2 separate regions of the Homo sapiens genome follow, and region 2 is linked to region 1. Evidence: read pairs that join two places in POLR2A ChIA-PET (ENCODE). Cell type or tissue: GM12878. All regions are shown on one strand. Each heading gives the region's core, and the rest is flanking DNA. Links, peaks and the distances in the headings are about the cores only. Region 1 has its middle 280 kb from the start of CWC27. Region 2 overlaps ADAMTS6 (ADAM metallopeptidase with thrombospondin type 1 motif 6).

Region 1 (12,553 bases), core at 2,752-10,751:
CTTTTCTCTTGTCAACAACACACAAAGTTGTAGGGGTGTGTCTGACCTTGATAAAGGGCTGGAGAGAACCAAAGGGAATTATAGCATATGAAGAAAGGAATTTTAAACTGTGTCATCCAACAAGGGGGAAAAAAATCCCCACCGAGTTTAGGGAACACACCCGAACTCCTAACCTGTTGACTTGCTGTCCCATAGTGGGAATGAATCCCTAGATACCTTCAGGACTCAAGGGCCTCATCCCTTGGGGGTTTGTCTACCTCCAGCATTTTTCTTCTTCCTAACGTAGTACACATCTCCATCCTGGTATATCCAGCCTAGAAGATTCTAATGGTTTCCACAGGACAATCCATGGTGCTACCCAAGAGTCTTGAATCCAGTTCCCTTGAAGGCCTCACCTTCAGGGTGGTGTGGATTGCAGACTGAATTCTCCCACTTGGAAGGCGTATGTGTATACACACACACACACACCCATTCATCACACAAGGACATTCTCCTGCCATACCATTCTCACATACCAGAAATGTAACATCGACACAGTAATATTGTCTGATATAATATTTCTCAATCTTCAATGTGCGGATAAATCACTTGGATGGGACTGAAATTCTTCAGTTCCAACAAGCTCCCAGGTGACACTGCCACCACTGCTGGGCCACAACGCACACTCCAGGTAGCACTGATGTAATATACAATCCATATTCAACTTTCTTCAATTGTCTCAAAATATCTCCTACAATTCTTTTCTTTCCTCCCCATTCAGGATCCAGGCAGGAATGGTGTGTTGTATTTGGCTGTCACGTCTCTTTAGGCAGAGGACGTGAACTTTTTATTGGCTGCTCTCTTACTTATACAAAGACCCAGGAAGAGTGTGCAGATTTCCCCTTGTGAGAACCCCTCCTCCCAGTTACACTTAGAAAAGGACCACCCTCCTCACAGTCTCAGTAAATGAAGGACAGAGAGAGAGTGGAAGGAAGCACCTGGAGATGACACTGTGAAGTGCTGAGAGGCTCTATGATGGCTAGGCTCTATGATATGTTTTTTTTTTTGCAAATCACACACATTGACCACTAGGGATATGAGGCCTACCGCAGAATAACAGCACAACATTCAAAAATAGCTTCAAAGATGTTTTGCTATTCTTATTCCCAGACTTAAAGAGTTGATTCCATCTCTCCAGAGAAATTAGAGTCCAACGCTATCAACAAGCATGATGCACTCCTGTGAGGTGGACAAATGTCATTTCCTATTTTCTAGGGTTTAGAGTCTAGATAGACATAATCCCTTCTAGAAGAACCCTCCAAAGGACTCCAAGCAGGATGGGCCATGGGGACCTGTAACTGTCCAAATCCCACTGCTCTCTACAGTGTGGGCGGCAGTCCCCTCTTGCTTAGTGTGCCCATAACCACTGAGCCCTGCTACCTCTTCATAGTGGCCTCTGTTAAAAGCAAATGTTGCCTGGAAAGAAGTATGCTAGATTAGTCCTCCTAGTCAGCTAGCTGATGGAGACTCTCACCTGAAGAATTGGGAATCAGGATAGGTTATTTTTCAAGTTGACGGGGAGGTGTGTGTTATGTGGCATAAGGACTTCTCCAAATAGGAGTGGAGGGGCAGAGGGAACTCAGATAGCAGGAAGCATAGCAGAACACGGGGCATCTGCAACAAGAATAAACCTCTCAAGAAAAGAGATGGCACTGAATGGGAACTGAGAAGTTCCCTGTTCACCAGCCTCACACTTTGTCCTTAGGTCAACACGTTGCACTCCCATGCAGCAGAGGGACTTTTTCATAGAATAAAAAAAGAATCCAAGATTAGGTGCTAGATCCAGCACCCCACTTTCACCACAATACGATATTCTACTCTCCCTACAACATTTTAAAAGAGTATTTTAGTCTCTTGAGCATTTCCTTTGTGGGGTCCAAAATGTGCCTGCACTCTTACAGAACTTGTAACTCTAACAGCTATCAGTTATTGACTGCTTTCAACACAAGCACCATTCTAAGGGCTTTACACACATTCAGTCATTTAATCTCCACAATAGTCCTAAGAGGGCAGTGCTGTTACAATTCCCATTTCACAGATGAGGACACTAAGGCACTGAGAGATTTAGTAGCTAGCCCAAGATTACTTATCTCTAATCTGGGCCCAAGAAGTGGAGTTCCAAGGTCACTTCTCTAAACTACCTTCTAAGGAGACACAAAACGAAAACAACTGCTGCCTCACAGAAGTTTCAATACTAAAATAGGTAGCACATATCTATTAAGTACTCATTCAACTTATCATTTTTATTTTATTTCATTTTTGAGACAGAGTCTCGCCCTGTTGCCCAGGCTGGAGTGCAGTGGCACAATCTCGGCTCACTGCAACCTTCACCTCCCGGGTTCAAGCGATTCTCGTGCCTCAGCCTCCTGAATAGCTGGGATTACAGGTGTGTGCCACAATGCTCAGCAACCATTCAACTTATAATTTTTAAATTTATAATTCATTGCAATGTACTTGTCTTTAAAATGTCTTGCCTTGGTTTTCTGCTTTTTCTATTTTCTAAGTTTTGCTTGTGATGGGCTCAGTACAGGCCTCCTGGGGAAAAACTTGTGCCAGAGAGGAAAGATAAAGGTTTCTTCCATAACTCACCCATGACAGGAAGCTTCCCCACAGCTGCAGGTGGGATTTGAGAAGGGATTTATGGGGGAAGGAAAAGGGAGGGAGACGGAATTGGGAGGTTTGCTGGGACAGAGAGACAAACACCAAAACGTTAGGTAGATAATGGTATTTGTGAACACACTGAGGTAGCACCCTTGCAGCTCTCTTTTCCACATCCTTCTTATTACCCCCACCCCATCCCCACTGCCATCCCCCACCCCAGCACCCACCACCATCACTGAATCTTGCCTCCTACTTCAGGGAGAACATAGAGGCCATCAAGTAAGCACTTCCTGCCTCTTGGACCATTATGTGCATCTCTTTCCACCTTTGCCTCCTTCCTCTTACCTTGAAAGGGTTGTCCCTCCTTCAGGGTGAGTCCTCCAGCCTGTGCTCTAAACCCTCCCTCTTCCATCCACCATCACCCTTTACTCCTGCACTTCCATCTGCTCCTTCCTCTCACATATGTTTATGCTGAAATACCTCTTCCTGAAAAATAAAATTTACCTCAACTGTGGCTCCTTATAGCAGTTTTCTCTTCTTCCTTCTCAAATAGTGGCCTGAGTTTATTCTTTCCTTTCCTCACCTCTGTTCCTTCCCCATAGAACACACCCTGGCCTCTACCTTTGCCACCATTGAAATTACCTCTGTTAAGATCACCAAGAACTTCTTAACAGCTAACTCCAGAAGTCCTTTTTATCTGGGCTACCTGCAACGTATGACTTTGCTCACCACCTCCTCCTTACAACCTCTCCTCTCTTGGTTTCTGGGCCGTGGTACTTTCCTGCTTCTCCTATCTCAATCTATCTTCTGAGGAAATTGTCTCCATTTCTTGATGTTTCCTAAGGTTCTATCTCCAACTCTCTTCTCATTGCAATCTACACATTTTCTCTGGGCAATCTCAACTGTGCTCCCTATTTCAGATACTGCCTTCACCATTTGTCTCCACCCATTGCACTGCCTCTTGTTAAAGCTCTGTTCTCACCAACCCCACTCTTATACTTTCTACTCACTTTTTTTTTTGAGATGGAGTCTCGCTCCGTTGCCCAGGCTGGAGTGCAGTGGCATGATCTCAGCTCACTGCAACCTCCACTTCCCGGGTTCAAGCCACTGTCTTGGTTCAGCCTCCCGAGTAGCTGGGATTACAGGTGCCCACGACCACACCTGGCTAATTTTTGTATTTTGAGTAGAGATGGGGTTTCACCATGTTGGCCAGGCTGGTCTTGAACTCCTGACCTCGTGATCCACCCGCCTTGGCCTCCCAAAGTGCTGGGATTACAGGAGCGAGCCACCACACCCGGCTCTACTCATTCTTGAAACCACTCTAATTAGTCTGTCATCCCTACCACGCCATCTAAACTGCACTTGTCAAGGTCCCAGCAGCAACCTCCACGTTCCAGTGGTCAGTTCTTAGAATCTTTCTTTACTCAATCTCTTAGCAAGATAAGAAATGATTGGTTACTCCTGGCTGGGCGCGGTGGCTCATGCCTGTACTCCTAGCACTTTGGCAGGCCGAGGCAGGTGGATCACGAGGTCAGGAGTTCAAGATCAGCCTGGCCAAGATGGTAAAACCCCATCTCTACTAAAAATACAAAAAATTAACCTGGTGCAGTGGCAGGCACCTGTAATCCAGCTACTTGGGAGGCTGAGGCAGGAGAATCGCTTGAACTCGGAGGGTAGAGGTTGCAGTGAGCTGAGATCGCACCACTGCACTCCAGCCTGGGTGACAGAGTGAGATTCCGCCTCAAAAAAAAAAAAGAAATGATTGGTTACTCCTTCTGTTTTGAAACTACTTTTTTTTTTTGACTCGTGAAACACCACAGTCTCCACAGAAAGAGCTAGTTTTTATCAATGAGTAAAAGAATACCAGGAGACTTGGTATTCTTTTATTCATTAATAGAAATTAGTTCCCTCTCATCTATTCAAATGCTACCCATGGGCATGACCAAAAGTCTCAGTCCTAAGTCTTCTTCTCTATCCACATTTACTGTCTGGAGACTTCATCCAGTCCTGTGGACAGGTGTTCCCATCCTGTCCTCCAGTGACCTCACCTGGTTCTGTGTCTGAATACTGTTTCTGAATTAATGATTTCCAAATTGATAACTCTAGTCCTAGCTTTTCAATTTTGGTGTCTCATAGTCATTTTCAATTAATATTCAAGCCAAAATATTTGATTTCCACTACCAAGCCCCAGTCCTGCCCTCACCCACCTCATTAAATCACACCACTGGTCACCTAGTTCTTAGGCCAAAACTTGGGAGTCATCCTAGATTTCTCTCTTTCTAACACTCACAGTAATTCCATTGGCAATCCTGTTGGTTGCACCTTCTAAAGATATTTGGCATTCAATGATTTCTCACCACACCACTGTTTTCATCACCTTCTGAGTCTAAGCCACCATCATCTTCTGCCCAGATTAAGGTACTAGCTTCCTGACTGATCTACCTTCTTCCACTCTTGCGACCCCCAAAGACACCACAAGGCAGCTGTGAGAGTTAAAAGAATAAGTCACCTCATTTCTGTTCCTGCTCAGAGCCCCCTTATGGCTTCTTACGACACTTAGAATGAAATGAAAATTTCTCATGCTAATCAACTATATAGACTCTGTGTCATCCGGTCCCTGCCCACTTCTCCAAGATTATCTTCTACCACTATCCTCTTACTCCACTCTGGCCACATTAGCCTTCTTGCTCTTCCTTAAACACCCTCAGCTTATTTTTCTCTTTGCATTTGCTGTTCCCTTTGCTTAGAATGTTTTCCCATGTCCTCAAAACTTGGCAGGGCTCACTCCCTAATTCTGTTTAAATGTCACCTCCTCAGAGAGGGATTCCCATGGACACTCTTTCTAAAACAGCTGTTTTAACCATCACCCTTTATCTCTTTATTCGGCTCCGCTTGTTTGTTTGGTAGCACTTATCACTCTCCAGATCATTCTTTTAAATTGTTTACTTATTTCTGATTTATCCCATTAGATCGTAAGTTTTATGTAAGCAGGGATCTTGTCTTACTGTTGTTTCCTCAGTGTCTGGACCATTATAAGTACTCAATTAATGTTAATTAATAGGTAAATATATTCTGACAAGTCCAAAATCTGATTTTAGCCCTCCTTGCAGATATCAAGGTTCGTATTTTTCACCACCTTTGACTCATATGTTCCCAAAGAAATTCAAACTCAGTATTTCGAAAACTGAGTTTTCCCACGCTCTCCCCTAAGCTGCTCCCATTCTCTCTCCTAAGCTGCTCTTTCCCACTCATTCCCAAGCTTACTTAGCAGCGCTATCATGCACCTAGGTACCTGAGAAAGATATGGATGTTCTAAATTTCACCCTCTTCCTTACTCCCAGTTTATCTCCAAATGCCATCATTTCTACTTGTATCAGATCATGTTCTAAGTTGCAGAAAACAAAAGTCATTCTAGCTAACTTAAGAAAAAAAAAGAAATGTATTAATTTATTAGGTAGCATGTAGAATCTTCAGGAAAGTCCAAGGGCCTGACTTGGATACTTTCCAGAGAGGAACAATGCCGAAGTCACCCTGCCAGGCTATCCAGCAGAAATCCTGCTGCTGCCACAGACTGCATGCCAACTCTGGGGTGAAAAGTGACTGCTAAGACTATTGTGCCTCAAAACTCACACTCACAAGGATGGTAGTGTCTCACTACCATCCTTGTTCAGAATGAATTCCATGCAATATCTTCTTCACATCCTTCTCTTCCAAATCAAAGTCCTGATGGTGTCTGATGGGCAGAGCTCAGGTCACACACTTGCACCCTCCTGCCAGGGGTGAGAAAATGAGTTTCTCACTTCTTCCTTGAGGAGGACGGACTGTAATTGGGAAATTCCCTAATGATAGAAAGGGTGTTCAAGAAATACCCAGCAGTTACAAAGCATCACAGATGTCAACTGACACTATCTTCTATTTACCAAGTCCACCCATGCCCCCACCACTGACTCAGTTCTAGTCTTTATAGTTTGTCATCTTGACTAATGTGGTGACCACCTCCTATCTGGTTCCTCTGCCTCTTTTCTCCCCTCCACACCAATGCTAGAGCAGTATGTCCAAAAGCAAATCTTACCATGTCACTCCCTTCCTTACCACACATTATTGTAAAACAAAAGTCCCTTAAAAGCTCTTCATTGCCAATAGATGAAGTCAAACTTACTCAAATTGGCATATAAAGCTTCTTACAATGTGACCCTGGCCCATCTTTCCAGGATCCTCTCCTCTCTCACGATCCTGTGCTTCTGCTGCACCAAATTATTTGCCCTCTGCAAGTGTTGCCCACACTCTCTGGCTTCTGTTCCCTTGTTCATACTCCTTCCTGCTCCTTGGAATGGCCCTTTCCTCAACAAACTCTTACTCAGCCTTCAAAACTCATCTCAAGCATCACCTCTTCTCTGCATCTACCCTAATCCTTCACTCAAGATGTGAAACCTCCAACTAGGTTGACACTTCTCTCTGTATGTATTCTATTTTTAAAATAATGGTTAGCTTCCACATCTGTCTTCAGTACAGGAAGGAACTAGACTGTAAGCTCTGTGGAGGCAAAAACCATTGCCTTGTTTTTTTGATGGTTTGTTTGTTTTTTATTTTGTTTTGAGATGGAGTCTCACTCTGTCACCCAGCCTGGAGTGCAGTGGCATGATCTCAGCTCACTGCAACCTCCACCTCCCGGGTTCAAGAGATTCTCCTGCCTCAGCCTCCTGAGTAGCTGGGATTACAGGCGTGTGCCACCATGTCCAGCTAATATTTTATATTCTTAGTAGAGATGGGTTTTGCCATGTTGGCCAGGCTGGTCTCCAACTCCTGACCTCAAGTGATCTGCACACCTCGGCCTCCCAAACTCCTGGGATTACAGGTGTGAGCCATTGAACCTGGCCCATTGCCTTGTTTTTGTATCCTGAGCACGGCATCTGGCTCAAAGGCAGACACAATCACCTTGTATTGGATGAATAGTGATGCTGCTGCTCCTGGCAGCAGCAGCTCCATTTATGGAATACTTATTATGTGTTATGAACTGTATTAAGCTATATATGTATATATATGACTATATATTCCAACACATTATGTTACTTAATGCATATAATGATTCCGCAAGATAGGAATGATTATCCTCATCTTATAAATGGAGAAAATGAGCCCTAATGAAAATATATAACATTCCTGGTATCACATGACTAGAAACCAACTGAGCTAAAATTTGAACTTGGATTTATTTGACTTCAAAGCCAATGTATTCTTAACCACTTAACCAATACATTCTACAGTCCCCTGTGAATAAATGAATATGTGAAAGAAAAATCAATAATTGTAAAGTGTCATATTATACTCTATAGTGAGAATTATGAATTCTCTAGCCTGCACAGCCAGAGTGCTTCCTTTACTTTTTGTTATTTTACTTATTTCATTCTGTTTGACATACAGCTGTTTCTTTCCAGGCCTTAGGAAACAGTAAGCTCCTTGGGGGCAGGAAGTCGTATTTTTTCTGTGTCTTTGCCCATTTGTATCAGTTTCTGAGGGTTGCCAAAATAAAGTGCCACAAACTGGGTGTCTTAAGCAACAGAAATTTATGGTCTCTCAGTTCAGGAAGTCTCAGATCAAGGTGTGAGCAGGGCCACACTCCCTCTGAAGGTATGATGGGAGGATCTGTCTCAGGTTTCTGTCTTAGTCCACTCAGGCTGCTATAACAAAATGCTATAGGCTGAGTGGTTTATGAACAGCAGAAATGTGTTTCTCACAGTTTTGGAGGCAGGGAAATCTAAGACCAAGGTGCTCACAAATTTGGTGGCCAGTGAGGGCTCACTTTCTGTTTCACAGATGCTCATTTTCTTCCTGTGTCCTTACATGGCAAAAGGGGTGAGGGAGCTCTCTGAGATCCCTTTTATAAGGGCTCAGATCCCATTTGTGATGGCTTTGCCCTCATGATCTAATACCTCCCAAAGGCCCCACCTCCTAATACCATCACATTGGGAGTTAGGATTTCAGCATATGAATTTTGTGGTGATACAAACATTCCATCTGTAGCAGGCTGTCTCTTACCTTCTGCAAGTTCTTTGACTTGTGGCACCATACCTCTAATCTTCCTGTGGCATTCTCCCCATGTGCTTGTCTCTGTGTCCAAACTTTCCATTTTTATAGGTACACCATTTATATTAGGGCTCACCCTAACGACCTCGTCTTACTGTGGTCATCTGCAAAGATCTTTCCAAATACGGTCACATTCACAGGTACTGGGGATTAGGACCTCAACAACTTTTGGGGGGACACAATTCAACCCATAACGTCATGTGTCTAGCAAAATGTCCTGCACTTATCAGGTGCTCAGTTAAGGTTTGTTAAGAGACCTTGAGAGCCACCAGTGAGGCATGGCTTTCAGCCAGTGTGTTTGAGACCCGTGGGCAGGGGTGAGGTGAATGAGCTATGCCTAGTGGCCGCATCACTTCCTGCTAAGTTTCTGCAGGGCTGATGGATGGGGAGGGGACACAGTGAAGCAGTTCATCTTCTTTTAAAAAACAGTATTTTCTCCCATGAAGAATATAATGTCCTCGGGCTCATTAGTACCTAAGAAGAAAGGGATTTGGGCTGGCTGCCTTTATGGCAGCGGTGTCAGGCCAAGAGGTTGTAAACATGCCATCCTCTGGAATGCATCTGCTTGCTTCACTTGGCAGATTCCTCAAGAGTTGGATGAACTCCAGCCAATGTCTGAGTCTCTGTATCCCATGTGGGGCCCCATGAGAATATGTCTTGGTGTCTCCAGCCCACCCCTCTGTGCCCTCCTGTCCCAACTCTAGTACTGGTCTGAGGTAAACATTATTTTATTCTATTTTTTAAATTTAGACACTTCATATTGAGCACTTCTTAGATGCTTGGCACTTTATATGTCTTGTGTCATTCAGTCTTGGCCACAATATTACAAAGCTGACTTTTCATTTAATTGGGGGAATATATCATATATAAAAATGAATAAATGTTATCTGGAGAGTATTAAAAAAAATAATGAAATGTGCAGCAATTACCCAGGATAAGAAACAGAACATTACCAGTACCTTAAAGACCTCTGTGTACCTCTCTCAAATTATAGTGCCCTCTCCTCCCTGCAAGAGAAACAGCATCTGAATTTTGTATTAATCATACCCCTGCTTTTCTTTACAGTTTACTAAGTATGCCTGTATCTCTTAGAATTTAATACTTAGTTTGGCTAGTTTTTGTTCTTAATATAAATGAAAGCATACTGCCTGAGTTTTAGTAGTTTATTTCTGTTGATCATCATTCATCCATGTTTTTGAGAGTCATCCATGTTGATACATGTTGTAGTCATTTGTACCTTTTTTCTGCTGTGTAATATTCCATTATATAAATATACCAAATTTACCTATTCTACTTTTCATGGACATTTGAAGAGTTACCAATCATAGCTGTTATGCATAATACTGCTAGAGCATTCTTATACATGATTTTTAACACACATATGCGATTTCTTTAAGCTACATACTTGGAGGGATAAGGGATGGATTTCAGATAGGCATGTATTAATTTTACTAGGTAATGCCAAAGTGTTTTTGAAAATGCTTACACCAGATTATATTCCCGCTAACAATGAGTTAGAGATCTCATTACTCCACATCCTTGCTAACATTTGGATTTCTCATAATTAAATTTTTGCCTATTCAGTAGGCATGAAATTATAATTTTACTATGTATTTCCCTGATTACTAGAAAAGATGAGCACTAATGAAGTTGAACCCTCTTTCATTAAATGCCTACTTTTGATCATTTTTCTATTGGAATGCATGTTTTTTCTTATAGAATTATAGGAATTTTTAATATACTCTGGATACTAGTTGTTTGTATATCTGTTGAAATATTGTCTTCATCTTTTTGATTTCTCTTTTTATTCTCTAGATAATGTCTTTCAATAGCAGACATCTAACAGAATTAGATTTTCCCATTTTTATTTTATGGTTTAGGTTTTTATATCTTGCTTAAAGAATTCCTTCTTTACATTAGAATATCATAAATATATTGTCCTAATTTATCTTCTAAAAGTATTATATCTTTGCCTTTCATATTTAAGTCTTAACTCCACTTAGACATGGTGTTTGTGTATGGTGTAAAGAGAGACCTAACTTTAGGTTTCTCTATGTGGGTATCCAATTGTCCCAACACTATTTCTTTCTTTCTATGCTGATCTATTAATACAGTGGCAATTCAGTGTTTTTCTTGGTACAAACTTATGGGATACATGTGAAATTTTGTTACATGTATATAATGCATACTGATCAAGTCAGAGTATCAAGGATGTCCATCACCCAAGTGCAATATATTTTTGTTAGCTATAGTCATCCTGCTGTGCTATCAAACACTGAATTTATTCTTTCTACTTTACTATATGTTTGTACCCTTTAACCCACTTCTCTTCACCCCCCTGCCAAATCACCCTTCCTGGTCTCTGTTGTCTATCTTTTCACTCCCTACCTCCATGTGATCAAATTTTTTAGCTCCTACATAGGAGTGAAAAAATGTCTTATCTGTCTTTTTGTGCCTGGCTTATTTCACGTAACATAATAACCCCCAGTTCCATCTATCCTGCTGCACATGACATGATTTCATTCTTTATTATGGCTAAACAATATTCCATTGTGTGTGTATATGTATATATACACACATACATATATACATACATATATATGCATATATATGTATATATGCATATATATGTGTATATATATGTGTATATATATATGTATATATATATATACACACACACCATACTTTCTTTACTCATTCTTTTTTTGATGGACACTTACATTAATTCCATAGTTTTGCTATTGTGAATAGTGCTGCAATAAACGTGCAAGTGCAGGTATCCCTTAGATATAGTGAGTTCTTTTCATTTGGGTAGATTCCAAGAGTGGGATGGCTGGGTCTAATGGTAATTCTATTTTGGTTTTCTGAGAAAATTCTATACTGTTTTCTACAGTGGCTGTACTAGTTTATATTCCCACCAACAGTGTATAAGAATTCCCTTTTCTCTGTATCCTCACCAAACATCTGTTATTTTTTATTTCATAATAGCCATTAGGGTAAAGTAATATCTCATTGTGGTATTAATTTTCATTTCTCTGATTATTAGTGATGTTGAGCATTTTTTTCACATACCTGTTGGCCGTCTGTATGTTTTCTTTGGAGAAATGTCTACTTATATCCTTTGCCTATTTTTAAGGGGATTATTTGTTGTTGGTTGTTGTTTTTCCTGTTGAATTGCTAGAGTTCTTGTAAATTCTGGATATTAGTCCCCTAATAAATGAATAATTTGCAAATATTTTCTCCCATTCAACAGGTTATCTTTTCTCTGTTGATTATTTCTTTATTGTGCAGAAGGTTTTTTGTTTAATTAAGTTCCATTTGTCTATTTTTGTTTTGTTGCCTGTGCTTTTGAGGACTTAGTCATAAATTGTTTGCCTAGACCAATGACTAGGAGAGTTTTCCCTAGGTTTTCTTCTAGTATTTTAATAGTTTTGGGTCTTATGTTTAAGTCTTTAATTCATTTTGAGTTGATTTTTGTAAATGCTGAGATAGGGGTCCAGTTTCATTCTTCTGCATATGAATATCCAATTTTCCCAGCACAGTTTTTTCAGGAGGGTGCCCTTTACCCAATGTATGTTTTTGGCAGCTTTTTTGAAGATCAGTTGGCTATAAGTATGTGGCTTTATTTCTGGATTCTCAATTCTGTTCCATTGGTCTATATATTTTTATACCAATACTACAATACTATAGCCTTGTAATTTTTTTTTTTTTTTTTTTTTTTTTTGGAGACAAGGTCTCACTCTGTCATCCAGGCTGGAGTGTAGTCTCAATCTTTTGGGCTCAAGTGATCCTCCCACCTCAGCCTCCCAAGTAGCTGGGACTACAGGCA
Region 2 (12,553 bases), core at 1,687-9,686, 120 kb after region 1:
GGAACTGGTACCATTCCTTCTGAAACTATTCCAATCAATAGAAAAAGAGGGAATCCTCCCTAACTCATTTTATGAGGCCAGCATCATTCTGATACCAAAGCCGGGCAGAGACACAACCAAAAAAGAGAATTTTAGACCAATATCCTTGATGAACATTGATGCAAAAATCCTCAATAAAATACTGGCAAACCGAATCCAGCAGCACATCAAAAAGCTTATCCACCATGACCAAGTGGGCTTCATCCCTGGGATGCAAGGCTGGTTCAATATACGCAAATCAATAAATGTAATCCAGCATATAAACAGAGCCAAAGACAAAAACCACATGATTATCTCAATAGATGCAGAAAAAGCCTTTGACAAAATTCAACAACCCTTCATGCTAAAAACTCTCAATAAATTAGGTATTGATGGGACGTATTTCAAAATAATAAGAGCTATCTATGACAAACCCACAGCCAATATCATACTGAATGGGCAAAAACTGGAAGCATTCCCTTTGAAAACTGGCACAAGACAGGGATGCCCTCTCTCACCGCTCCTATTCAACATAGTGTTGGAAGTTCTGGCCAGGGCAATCAGGCAGGAGAAGGAAATAAAGAATATTCAATTAGGAAAAGAGGAAGTCAAATTGTCCCTGTTTGCAGACGACATGATTGTTTATCTAGAAAACCCCATCATCTCAGCCCAAAATCTCCTTAAGCTGATAAGCAACTTCAGCAAAGTCTCAGGATACAAAATCAATGTACAAAAATCACAAGCATTCCTATACACCAACAACAGACAAACAGAGAGCCAAATCATGAGTGAACTCCCATTCACAATTGCTTCAAAGAGAATAAAATACCTAGGAATGCAACTCACAAGGGATGTGAAGGACCTCTTCAAGGAGAACTACAAACCACTGCTCAAGGAAATAAAAGAGGATACAAACAAATGGAAGAACATTCCATGCTCATGGATAGGAAGAATCAATATCGTGAAAATGGCCATACTGCCCAAGGTAATTTACAGATTCAATGCCATCCCCATCAAGCTACCAATGACTTTCTTCACAGAATTGGAAAAAACTACTTTAAAGTTCATATGGAACCAAAAAAGAGCCCGCATCGCCAAGTCAATCCTAAGCCAAAAGAACAAAGCTGGAGGCATCACACTACCTGACTTCAAACTATACTACAAGGCTACAGTAACCAAAACAGCATGGTACTGGTACCAAAACAGAGATATAGATCAATGGAACAGAACAGAGCCCTCAGAAATAACGCCGCTTACCTACAACTATCTGATCTTTGACAAACCTTAGAAAAACAAGCAATGGGGAAAGGATTCCCTATTTAATAAATGGTGCTGGGAAAACTGGCTAGCCATATGTAGAAAGCTGAAACTGGATCCCTTCCTTACATCTTATACAAAAATCAATTCAAGATGGATTAAAGATTTAAACGTTAGACCTAAAACCATAAAAACCCTAGAAGAAAACCTAGGCGTTACCATTCAGGACATAGGCGTGGGCAAGGACTTCATGTCCAAAACACCAAAAGCAATGGCAACAAAAGCCAAAATTGACAAATGGGATCTAATTAAACTAAAGAGCTTCTGCACAGCAAAAGAAACTACCATCAGAGTGAACAGGCAACCTACAACATGGGAGAAAATTTTCGCAACCTACTCATCTGACAAAGGGCTAATATCCAGAATCTACAATGAACTCAAACAAATTTACAAGAAAAAAACAAACAACCCCATCAAAAAGTGGGCAAAGGACATGAACAGACACTTCTCAAAAGAAGACATTTATGCAGCCACAAAACACATGAAAAAATGCTCATCATCAGTGGCCATCAGAGAAATGCAAATCAAAACCACTATGAGATATCATCTCACACCAGTTAGAATGGCAATCATTAAAAAGTCAGGAAACAACAGCTGCTGGAGAGGATGTGGAGAAATAGGAACACTTTTACACTGTTGGTGGGACTGTAAACTAGTTCAACCATTGTGGAAGTCAGTGTGGCGATTCCTCAGGGATCTAGAACTAGAAATACCATTTGACCCAGCCATCCCATTACTGGGTATATACCCAAATGACTATAAATCATGCTGCTATAAAGACACATGCACACGTATGTTTATTGCGGCATTATTCAGAATAGCAAAGACTTGGAACCAACCCAAATGTCCAACAATGATAGACTGGATTAAGAAAATGTGGCACATATACACCATGGAATACTATGCAGACATAAAAAATGATGAGTTCATGTCCTTTGTAGGGACATGGATGAAATTGGAAACCATCATTCTCAGTAAACTATCGCAAGATCAAAAAACCAAACACTGCATATTCTCACTCATAGGTGGGAATTGAACAATGAGATCACATGGACACAGGAAGGGGAATATCACACTCTGGGGACTGTGGTGGGGAGGGGGGAGGGGGGAGGGATAGCATTGGGAGATATACCTAATGCTAGATGATGAGTTAGTGGGTGCAGCGCACCAGCATGGCACATGTATACATATGTAACTAACCTGCACAATGTGCACATGTACCCTAAAACTTAAAGTATAATTAAAAACAAAAACAAAAACAAAAACAAAACAGAAAGAGAAATTCCAGAGCACAAAGAACTTTGTCCACCTTTATAAACAGCTACATAATTATTTTTCTACTTTTCTACGATAAGAAAATTAGCATTTAAAATGCAAGTAGTTTCAAACATATGCTTTCATTATATGTATAACAAGAATGAATTTAAATCTTCAGAATGATAGAGATCCACTGTCATATCCAAAAAGAAACAGAAGTTTGCACTTCAAGAGTAGTTCATTAGGAAACAGCTCTAAAGTCCTACTATAAATCAAACTTAGAATACAAGGCTGGATATGATCTTAGAGATTATCTACTCCAATTTCTTATTTTATAGATAAACTTAGCTCCAGAGAGGTTAAGTGACTTAACAAGGTCATAAAGTTACTTAAAAAGTCAGGAAAAAACTTGGGTTTCCTGATTGCTGTCTGCATATAAGCAGCTTTCACAAATGCTCTACTCAAACTACACTACAGTAGTGGGTTTACTGTGCTCTTCAGACCCTGGGAACAGTAAAGGTGGGTCATTAGAAACCACAGGCCCCTCCTCCATGGAAAACTCACCTTCAGTATTAGAAATGGGGGTACTGTCACATTTGCTTTCACACTGCTGCATTGATGGAGGCCGAACAGTTTCTAGACAGTCACTAGATGCCTGTCCGGTGTAGGAGAGACACTGCACAGTTCTCATCTGCTGTCCAAGGCCACACTGAGCAGAACACTAAATCCAAAGACACAAAGAAACAAAATATTAATCTCAACAATTTTCAGGAGGTAAAAAATATACTATGTCATTTCAAATACAACACAATATGAACTTTTTTTTTTTTCTTTTGAGACACAGCGTCTTGCTATGTTGGCCAGGCTGGTCTCGAACCTGACCTCAAGCAATCCTCCTGCCTTGGCCTCCCAAAGTGCTGGGATTACAGGCATGAGCCACCACGCCCAGCCACAATATTAATTTTTTTTTTTTTTGAGACAGAGTCTCGCTCTGTCGCTCAGGCTGGAGTGCAGTGGCACAATCTCAACCCACTGCAAGCTCTGCCTCCCGGGTTCACACCATTCTCCTGCCTCAGCCTCCCGAGTAGCTGGGACTACAGGCACCCGCCACCACATCCGGCTAATTTTTTGTATTTTTAGTAGAGACGGGGTTTCACCATCTTAGCCAGCATGGTCTCAATCTCCTGACCTCGTGATCTGCCCGCCTCAGCCTCCCAAAATCCTGGGATTACAGGTGTGAGCCATCGCGCCTGGCCACAATATTAACTTTTAAAGCCCACATGTGGTTCATTTTTGAGAGGTGTATGATTAGGTCATTCTACTATCAAACTGGTTTGGAAAGTCAAAGATCATGTTATTACCCTAGCAAACAGACTCAATATACTTCCCAGAAGATAATACATAGAGATTTCTTGCTATCACTCCAACAATTCCCGGCAAGGCTGGTGAACTCTAGCAGGAGTGTCATGAGAAAATCCTTGTGATGAAGTAGAATAATGAGAGATTGTAGGGCTAGGAAATCACTATTGCTCCCTATTTATTATAGGTGTGCAGGTAAATAACCTGATGGCTTATTGGAGTGTCCTGTATGTGATTAAACTATTAGTTCAGTGTAATAGCAGTGACAGGCGTGGAGCCTGGTGATGGGGTCATTTAAAAAAAAAAAGAGCTTAAATAAGTCCCTCAGGTTTTCTAAGGGATTGCCAGCCACACAAACCTGAGAAGTAGTCTGTGTTCTCAAATGAGCGTGTCTCCCTCTCCTTTTGCATCTACTCTGGGATTCAGTCACTTCAGAACTGAAGTTACTGTCCGAGAGGCTTAGTTTCACTTGGGACTGATCAGCTGCTGAGGCTGAAGAATGAAGCTGGGTTAATCTATGGGCCTGCCATCGAGAATACCAGAAAGCCTATGAAATTTGGAATCAAAGGCATGAGGAAGTAACTGGTGCCAACACAGGGGATGGTGATGTTTACAGGGTCAACACATTGAAGCCCTGTTGGATTTGTTTGCAAAAACTCTGAAAGCACCCACAGGACTTGTAAGGATATTCATGAAGAGCCTTAAAAATATATATATTTTTGGCCAGGCGCGGTGGCTCACACCTGTAATCCCAGCACTTTGGGAGGCCGAGGCGGGCGGATCACGAGGTCAGGAGATCGAGACCATCCTGGCTAAGATGGTGAGTCCCTGTCTCTACTAAAAATACAAAAAATTAGCTGGGCGTAGTGGCAGGCACCTGTAGTCCCAGCTACTCGGGAGGCTGAGGCAGGAGGATGGCCTGAACCCAGGAGGCAGAGCTTGCAGTGAGCCGAGATCGCGCCACTGCACTCCAGCCTGAGCGACAGAGTGAGACTCCATCTCAAAAGAAAAAAAAAAAAGAGTAATTATCTCTATTTTGCAAGTGGGAAAATGAAGACACTGCTGTTAACTGATTTGTTCCTTTTCAGTTGACAGCTGGGACTAGAATCCAAAGTTTTGGTAGCTTGTTCAGATCTCTATCGGTTATTCTATTTCTCTTTTAATTTTAACCACAATGGATCTGAAGAATAGAATCTGAAGTGGGAAGTGTGTGGGTGTGGGAGAATCACTGGCTCACTCTGTATGTGTCCACATGTGGTGGCTGTGGTTTGTGCACTGTTTCACACTCATGCCTCATACTTAGACTTCTACGTGTTAATTCTTACTCATCTCTCAAGCCCTTACAATGATCACACAAGGAACCTCAGGTTTGTGTCTCAAGGTGCTATTTCAGCAGGAGCCCACAGTACAAACGCCTTACCTGGCCCCAGTCTCCTGTGACCCAGCGAGGAGGAGGGCAGCGGCCCAAACTGCAGCGGATGCGGACAGGAGGTTTGCTTTCCTCTGGACATTGTGCAGCTGGGAATGTCTTAGAAAGGTCACTGCTCTTGCACAGAACAATCCGATGCTTGAATCCTGGACCACATTTTGGAGTACACTGGAAATAAAACAAATAGTAATGAATCACGACAGTTTAAAGACAGAGGAAAATTTGAAGAAAGTCTTTCTTCATGTAAATGTGTGTTTTAGTATAGAATATACACATATACTAAGTTCTAGGCAAAGTCTCTCAGATACAACGTTCCTTAAAAGTTTTGAAGCAGAGGTACTTTTATCTTTTTCTTAAGGTCTTGAAGAGCTAAATCCAACATTTGCTTTTCTTGGCTAACTCATTTTCTTGCTCTATTGGGGATAGGTTGATTCCTCTATTCCTCTCTATCCTTAGCCCCGTCAGCTGTGATAAGATTCTGCTAATTTTTGGAATGTGGAAACCTTCGTTTCCTACTTGGTGGGTGTGGTCTTCTAAAAGGAATTTGTATGTTATTAGTAGACCAAAAGAACTTGTGTCTGTGAAGCAAGTTCAGGGTTGATTTAGATAAACTATTCTTATGTCGGGTCGCTAAGAATACTTGGTCACAGGTGAAGGTTTCTTGCACAGAAAATCTCTGGACTTTTCCCCATCCATCAGTTACAAATCTAAGGAAGTTGTTCTTTAGAACTGGGTCTGTTTGTTCGTCATACTGAGGGAAGGATGTTTTTCCCTATGTCACAAATCTTATGTACCTCATCTCCAGGTGTTTCTAGAAGTCACCTATTTAACATGGTAGCTGACTTGAGTCTTCCAGCTTTCTCCCCTGTATGTCTGGACCCTTCCTTAAAATATGTAATTCAGGCCAGGCACGGCAGCTTACGCCTGTAATCCCAGCACTTTGGGAGGCCGAGGTGGGCAGATCAAGAGGTCAAGAGATCAAGACCATCCTGGCCAACATGGTGAAACCCTGTCTCTACTAAAAATACAAAAATTAGCTGGGTGTGGTGGTGTGTGTCTGTAGCCCCAGCTACTTGGGAGGCTGAGGCAGGAGAAGTGCTTGAACCAGGAGGCGGAGGTTGCAGTGAGCCGAGATTGCACCACTGCACTCCAGCCTAGAGACAGAGCAAGATTCTGTCTCAAAAAAAAAAAAAAATCTATACTTCCTTCCCCTCAATCAAGTGAGGACCTTACCCACAACATCTGGAAGCACTGTATATATACCTTTCATACGAGAAACATTTCCAGATCTCCTACAGGAACTACACTAGACTGGAGAGATATAAAAATGAATGAAATAGGAGCTCGGCTGTTGGAGACGTGAGTCTTGCTGAAGCTCCTGGCCGAATAAAGCCCTTCCTTCTTTAACTCGGTGTCTGAGGGGTTTTGCCCGTGGCTTGTTCTGCTACATTTCTTGGTTCCCTGACCGGGAAGCGAGGTGATTAACAGACAGTCGGACGGTCGAGGCAGCCCCTTAGGTGGCTTAGGCCTGCCCTGTGGAGCATCCCTATGGGGCACTCCAGCCAGCTTGGCCGATGCGGATCCTGAGAGCACTCCTGGGTAGGCAATTGGCCTGGTGGAACGCCTCGCCAGAGGAGCACGTGGCAGGCCCCCGTGGACGATCAACGCAGTGGCTGAACACCGGGAAGGAACTGGCACTTGGAGTCTGGACATCTGAAACTTGGTAAGACTAGTCTTTGGAACTTGCCCACTCCATTTGAGTGGAAGCGTGGCCTGATCACCCACGGTCTGCCTGTACCGGCACTTTGGTTTTTGTTTTTGACTTGACTTGGATTGCTTGATACTTTGGTTTTGTTTTTGACCTGGCTTGGATTTCTGGATACTCTGATTTTGGTTTTGATTCTGAGTTTGGTGTAAACTGTAAAAGTGTGTGTGTGTGCCCTTTTTACTCGTTCTTTGTTTTGTGGTGTGAGCATGGTGTTTTGTCTCGAAGAAGCATGGGTCAGGCACAAAGTAAGCCCACCCCACTAGGAACTATGTTGAAAAATTTCAAGGAAGGATTTAAGGGAGATTATGGTGTTACTATGACACCAGGAAAACTTAGAACTTTGTGTGAAATAGACTGGCCAGCATTAGAGGTGGGTTGGCCATCAGAAGGAAGCCTGGACAGGTCCCTTGTTTCAAAGGTATGGCACAAGGTAACCTGTAAGCCAGGGCACCCAGATGAGTTCCCATACATAGACCCTTGGTTACAGCTGGTTTTAGACCCCACACCCCCCTCACCAGTGGTTGAGAGAACAGCAGCATAAGTGGCTGGCAGAGACAAGGAAAGACCAGCAGAGAGAGACAGAGGAGGAAAGAGAGAGAAAAAGGGGCAAAGAGAGAGAGAGGAAGAGACAGAGAGACAAAGAGGGAGTCAAGGAGAGAGAGAGAGAGAGAGAAAGAGAGAGGCAGAGAGGCAGAAAGAGACAGAGGCAAAAGCAAAGTCAAAAAGAGAGAGACAGAAAGTCAAAGAGAGAAAGAAAGAGAGAAAGAGAGAAATATACCAGAAGTTAAGGAAAAAAAAACAGTGTACCCTATTCCTTTAAAAGCCAAGGTAAATTTAAAACCTATAATTGATAATTAAAGGTATTCTCCGTAACCCTGTAACACTCTAATACCACTTTGTTGTCAGTGTAAACAAGGGCGTATTCCCGAAAGCACTGAGGACTTCCTATCAAAAATCCTTAACCCAGTAACCTGTGGATGGCCCAGAAGCATTCAATCTGTAGGCAACTGCTTTGCTAACAGAAGAAAGTAAAAAAAATAACTTTTAGAGGAAACCTCATTGTGAGCACATCTCACCAGTTCAGAAGTATCCTAAGGAAAAAAAAAAAAGGATGATTTAACATTAACCACTGAAAATTCCCTTAACCCAGCAGGTTTCCTTACAGGGGATCTAAATCTTAATTACCATACAAAGGTCTGACCAGACCTAGGAGGAACTCCCTTCAGGACAGGACAATCGATGGTTCCTCCCAGGTAATTGAAGGAAAAAAAAAAAAAACATCTATACCAATTCTAAGTTAATTTGGACTGAACAAGGTCTTATTAATAGCAAAGGATAATTGAAATCCCAAACTTAAAAGGTTTTCAACAAAAGTAAAGTTTGCTAAAAGTTAACAGTGTAACATGTATTATGGTAACTTCTAATCCTGTGGCCTTAAGACAGTCTAGTCCACAGACATAAAAGAAGTTCGCTTTGGAAAAGAATGGTTATCATCTTCGGAAAAAAAAGGGAAAAAAAGGGGGGGGCAGAATTTATGTAAAAAGAGTGTTATATGGGAAGTTCTTGTCCTGAAATAAATTAACTGGTTATTTAAAGAAATAAATGTTTGTAATAAGTCAGAAAGTTGAGGCATGTCGAAAAATTGTCTGCGAAAGTCGTGAAAGAAAAAAATGTTATTAAAAAAAGAATTTATGCAAGAAATGTTGTATAATTTAAAAGTAACTAGGCCTCCTGAATGTAAAACAAAACAGTTTATGTGCAAGTTGTATAAGGAAAGTAAAATATACCTTTGGTAAAAGGATTATAAGGAGGCATAACAATGTAAATTTTTACCTACATTAAAAGGTTAAAAAGTATATATTGTTTTGAAGATTTAAGCAAGTTTTAAAACGTTAATTGTAAAGAAAATTCTGTGTGTAAACATATTGGCTAAAGTTAAAGGGGTATCATCCAGTTTTTCTGTGAACTGGACATTAAAGTAAAAACACAATGGGTTTTTCTTAAAGCACTAACCTGCTCTTTAACAAAGATTATAAAAGGTTAAAAAGAGTCTATAAAAATCTTACCTTATGGTCTGACATTAAAAATTGAATAAATGTCTACAAAGTTTATTAAAACTAAGTTTAACATTAATAGCACAGTAATAGCACAGTAAAAGGTGAAATTTAGCTTATCTGGTATAAAAATCATACAGGAAGCACTGTCAGATATAAAATGGTGTTTGGCTTCTTTGGTCTAAAAACTAATAAAAATAGGTGCTAAAGGAAATTTCTCAGTAGGAAGGCACCAAGGACAATAAAGTCCACTGCTGATGTCCCCACATTTAAAACAAAAGGTCAATTTCTTAGAAATTATATACTTGGTTTATCTTCCACTTTCCTTTCCCTCAAAACTAAAAGTCTTTTAGCACAGGTACCACCCCTAGAATTTCCAGTAAACCAGCACCAGCCTGAAGATCACCTTCTCATCAAAGGGTGGAAAGAAGAAAAACTCAAGCCAGCCTCAGAAGGACCCTACCTTGTGCTGTTAACCACTGAGACTGCCGTTCGTAGAGCGGAAAAGGGATGGACTCATCACACCCGAGTCAAAGCGCCCCCACCTCCAGAGTCGTGGGCCACAGTCCCAGGGGAAAACCTTATCAAACTAAAGCTAAGAAAAATTTAACTCTTTCATCTATTCTATTACTCTTTCTTCTTCCCTCGCTCTATTGCTGACCATCTAGTTATTAACATAACCAAGTCAATTTCGCCTCAAACTATTGCATTTAATGCTTGCCTTGTTATACCCTGTGGGGACCTGCCAAGTCAAAGACAGCTCTCTACTTCAGAAAAGTACCTCTGTCCCTCCTGACTCTTCTCAGACTGGGCATTAGTAAATTAGGACCATTTAATCCAGGGAAATTTTGATAAAGACCCTAGTGTCAACCAGGATTCTTGCCCCCCAATGTAGAGCTTTTATGCTGTAGTTGGTCCAACATTCTGTGGACCACTAAAGAGCAAGGATGGACTGCCCCAACCAGTTTTTGTAATTTCCTAAAATCGTACATTCATTTTACTCGAGGATCATAAAAGTTAAAGACTTAAAACAAACTTTGGCAATTAAAACAGGATACCAAGATGCAAATGCCTGGTTGGAGTCGATCAAATATTCCATCTGCACGTTAAACAAAAGCAATTATTATGCTTGTGCACATGGCAGGCCAGAGGCCCAGACTGTCCCCTTTCCACTAAGGTGGTCCTCCAGTCGACCAGGCGTGGGCTGCATGGTAGCTCTCTTCCAGGATTCCACAACCTGGAGTAATAAGTCGTGCCAAGCTCTCTCTGCTATATCCCAATGTCCAGCACCTTGCAGGTCAGTCCCCGAGGGCCATCCAGCCTCCCTCTTCCAACACTAAGTTCACTTCGTGTCTCTCACGACAGGGAGGAAACTTAGCTTCCTTGGAGACCTGAAGGGATGCAGTGAGCTTAAGAATTGTCAAGAGCTTATCAATCAGTCAGCTCTTGTTCATCCCCGAGCGGATGTGTGATGGTATTGTGGTGGACCTTTACTGGGCACTCTGCTGAATAACTGGAGTGGCACTTGTATTTTAGTCCAATTAGCTATCCCTTTCACCCTGACATTTCATCAATCAGAGGGAGGAAAAATAAGACATCGTGCGAGAAAGCCCCTTATGGGTCTTTCAACTCTCACGTCTATTTAGACGCAATTGGAGTCCCACGGGGAATACCACATCAATTTAAAGCTTGAAATCAAATAGAGGCAGGATTTGAGTCAATATTTTGGTGGGTGACAGTTAATAAAAATGTAGATTGGATAAACTACATCTATTATAACCAATAGCAACAAGCTTTTCATGAGTTAAAAGAAAAACTCATGTCGGCCCCAGCCCTGGGGCTACCTGAACTGTCAAAACCCTTTACACCCTATGTGTCAGAAAGAGAAAAAAATGGCAGCTGGAGTTTTAACCCAAACTGTGGGGCCCTGGCCAAGGCCAGTGGCCTATCTCTCAAAACAACTAGATGGGGTTTCCAAAGCCTGGCCCCATGTCTAAGGGCCCTGGCAGCAATGGTCCTGTTAGCACAAGAAGCAGATAAACTAACCCTTGGGCAAAACCTGAATATAAAGGCCCCCCATACTGTGGTAACTTTAATGACTATCAAAGGACATCATTGGTTAACAAATGCCAGATTAACCAAGTACCAAAGCTTGCTATATGAAAATCCCCGCATAACCACTGAAGTTTGCAACACCCTAAACCCCACCACCTTGCTCCCGGTATCAGAGAGCCCAGTTGAACATAACTGTGTAGAGGTGTTGGACTCAGTTTATTCTAGCAGGCTCAACCTCCGAGACCATCCTTGAACATCAGTAGACTGTGAGCTGTACGTGGACGGGAGCTTCGCTAACGCCTACAAAGTGACTCTGAAAAGGATGACAAGCCCTGCTCCAGTCACACCCGGAAGCTGACTGGTCCACGCATGGCCGAAGCATGAGAAAACTCATCACGGGACTCATTTTCCTTAAAATTTGGACTTGTACAGTAAGGACTTCAACTGACCTTCCTCAGACTGAGGACTGTTTCCAGTGTATACATCAAGTCACTGAGGTAGGACAAAAAGTTGCTACAGTCCTATTATTTTATGGTTATTATAAGTGTACCAGGACTCTAAAAAGAACTTGTTTGTATAATACTATTCTATACAAGGTATGTAGCCCAGGAAATGACCAACCTGATGTGTGTTATGACCCATCTGAGCCTCCCATGACCATAGTTTGTGAAATAAGATTAAGGACTGAGGACTGGTGGGGGCTCATAAATGATACAAGTAAGGTGTTAGCCAAAACAAAAGAAAAAGGGGTGCCCAAACAAGTCACCTTGAAGTTTGATACCTGTGCTGTCATTAATAGTAATAACTTAGGAATAGGATGTGGTTCTCTTAATTAGGAAAGAGGCTATATGGCAGAAAATAAGTACATTTGTCATGAATTAGGACTGTGTGGAAATGAATGCGGATACTGGTCTTTTGTCATTTAGGCTACTTGGATAAAAAATAAAAAGAATCCTGTCCACCTTCAGAAAAAAAAAATGAATGAAATAGTCTCTACCCTCAAGGAGCTCAGAGTCTTATTTAGGAGACAGACATGGAAACACAGATTAATGTTAAAAGTACCATATAAGTGGATGTAGAACACATAAATTATCGTGTCCCTAACACCATCAGCCTGTTTTATAATTATGTATTTACATGTCTTTTCATCTCTATTAGATTATAAGCTCCTTAAAATTACTCCATTTGTTTCATCTTTGCATGCTTGTGTGCATGCAAACACACACATGTGCACGCACGCGCACACACACACACACACACACACATCCCCCAGGAGCCAGCTGAGGACTCTGAGTA

What was found. ChIA-PET counts read pairs that join two places held together with the same protein. Peaks named below come from ENCODE experiments on the same cell type or tissue, not always from the same donor. Only the 100,000 strongest peaks of a DNase experiment are listed, where the experiment ranks them.
Region 2: POLR2A ChIA-PET joins it to region 1 with 7 read pairs; 2 of 35 experiments call an interaction of 5 or more read pairs at or near these places.

Annotation. Positions count from the first base shown.
Region 1 is chr5:65,041,972-65,054,524 of GRCh38, forward strand. No RefSeq gene overlaps it. Among named protein-coding and RNA genes, the nearest start is that of CWC27, 280 kb to the left of the region's middle. RefSeq lists enhancers at 1,592-1,731, 2,212-2,321, 8,445-8,584. In GM12878, for the core only: no CTCF peak of the experiment used is centred there; DNase peaks (open chromatin) are centred at 6,570, 7,083 and 8,380; H3K27ac peaks cover 3,427 bases.
Region 2 is chr5:65,167,461-65,180,013 of GRCh38, forward strand. ADAMTS6 (ADAM metallopeptidase with thrombospondin type 1 motif 6) reads right to left here. Exons shown (of 25, transcript NM_197941.4): 23 at 5,372-5,548; 24 at 3,157-3,313. Among named protein-coding and RNA genes, the nearest start is that of ADAMTS6, 310 kb to the right of the region's middle. In GM12878, for the core only: no CTCF peak of the experiment used is centred there; a DNase peak (open chromatin) is centred at 5,161.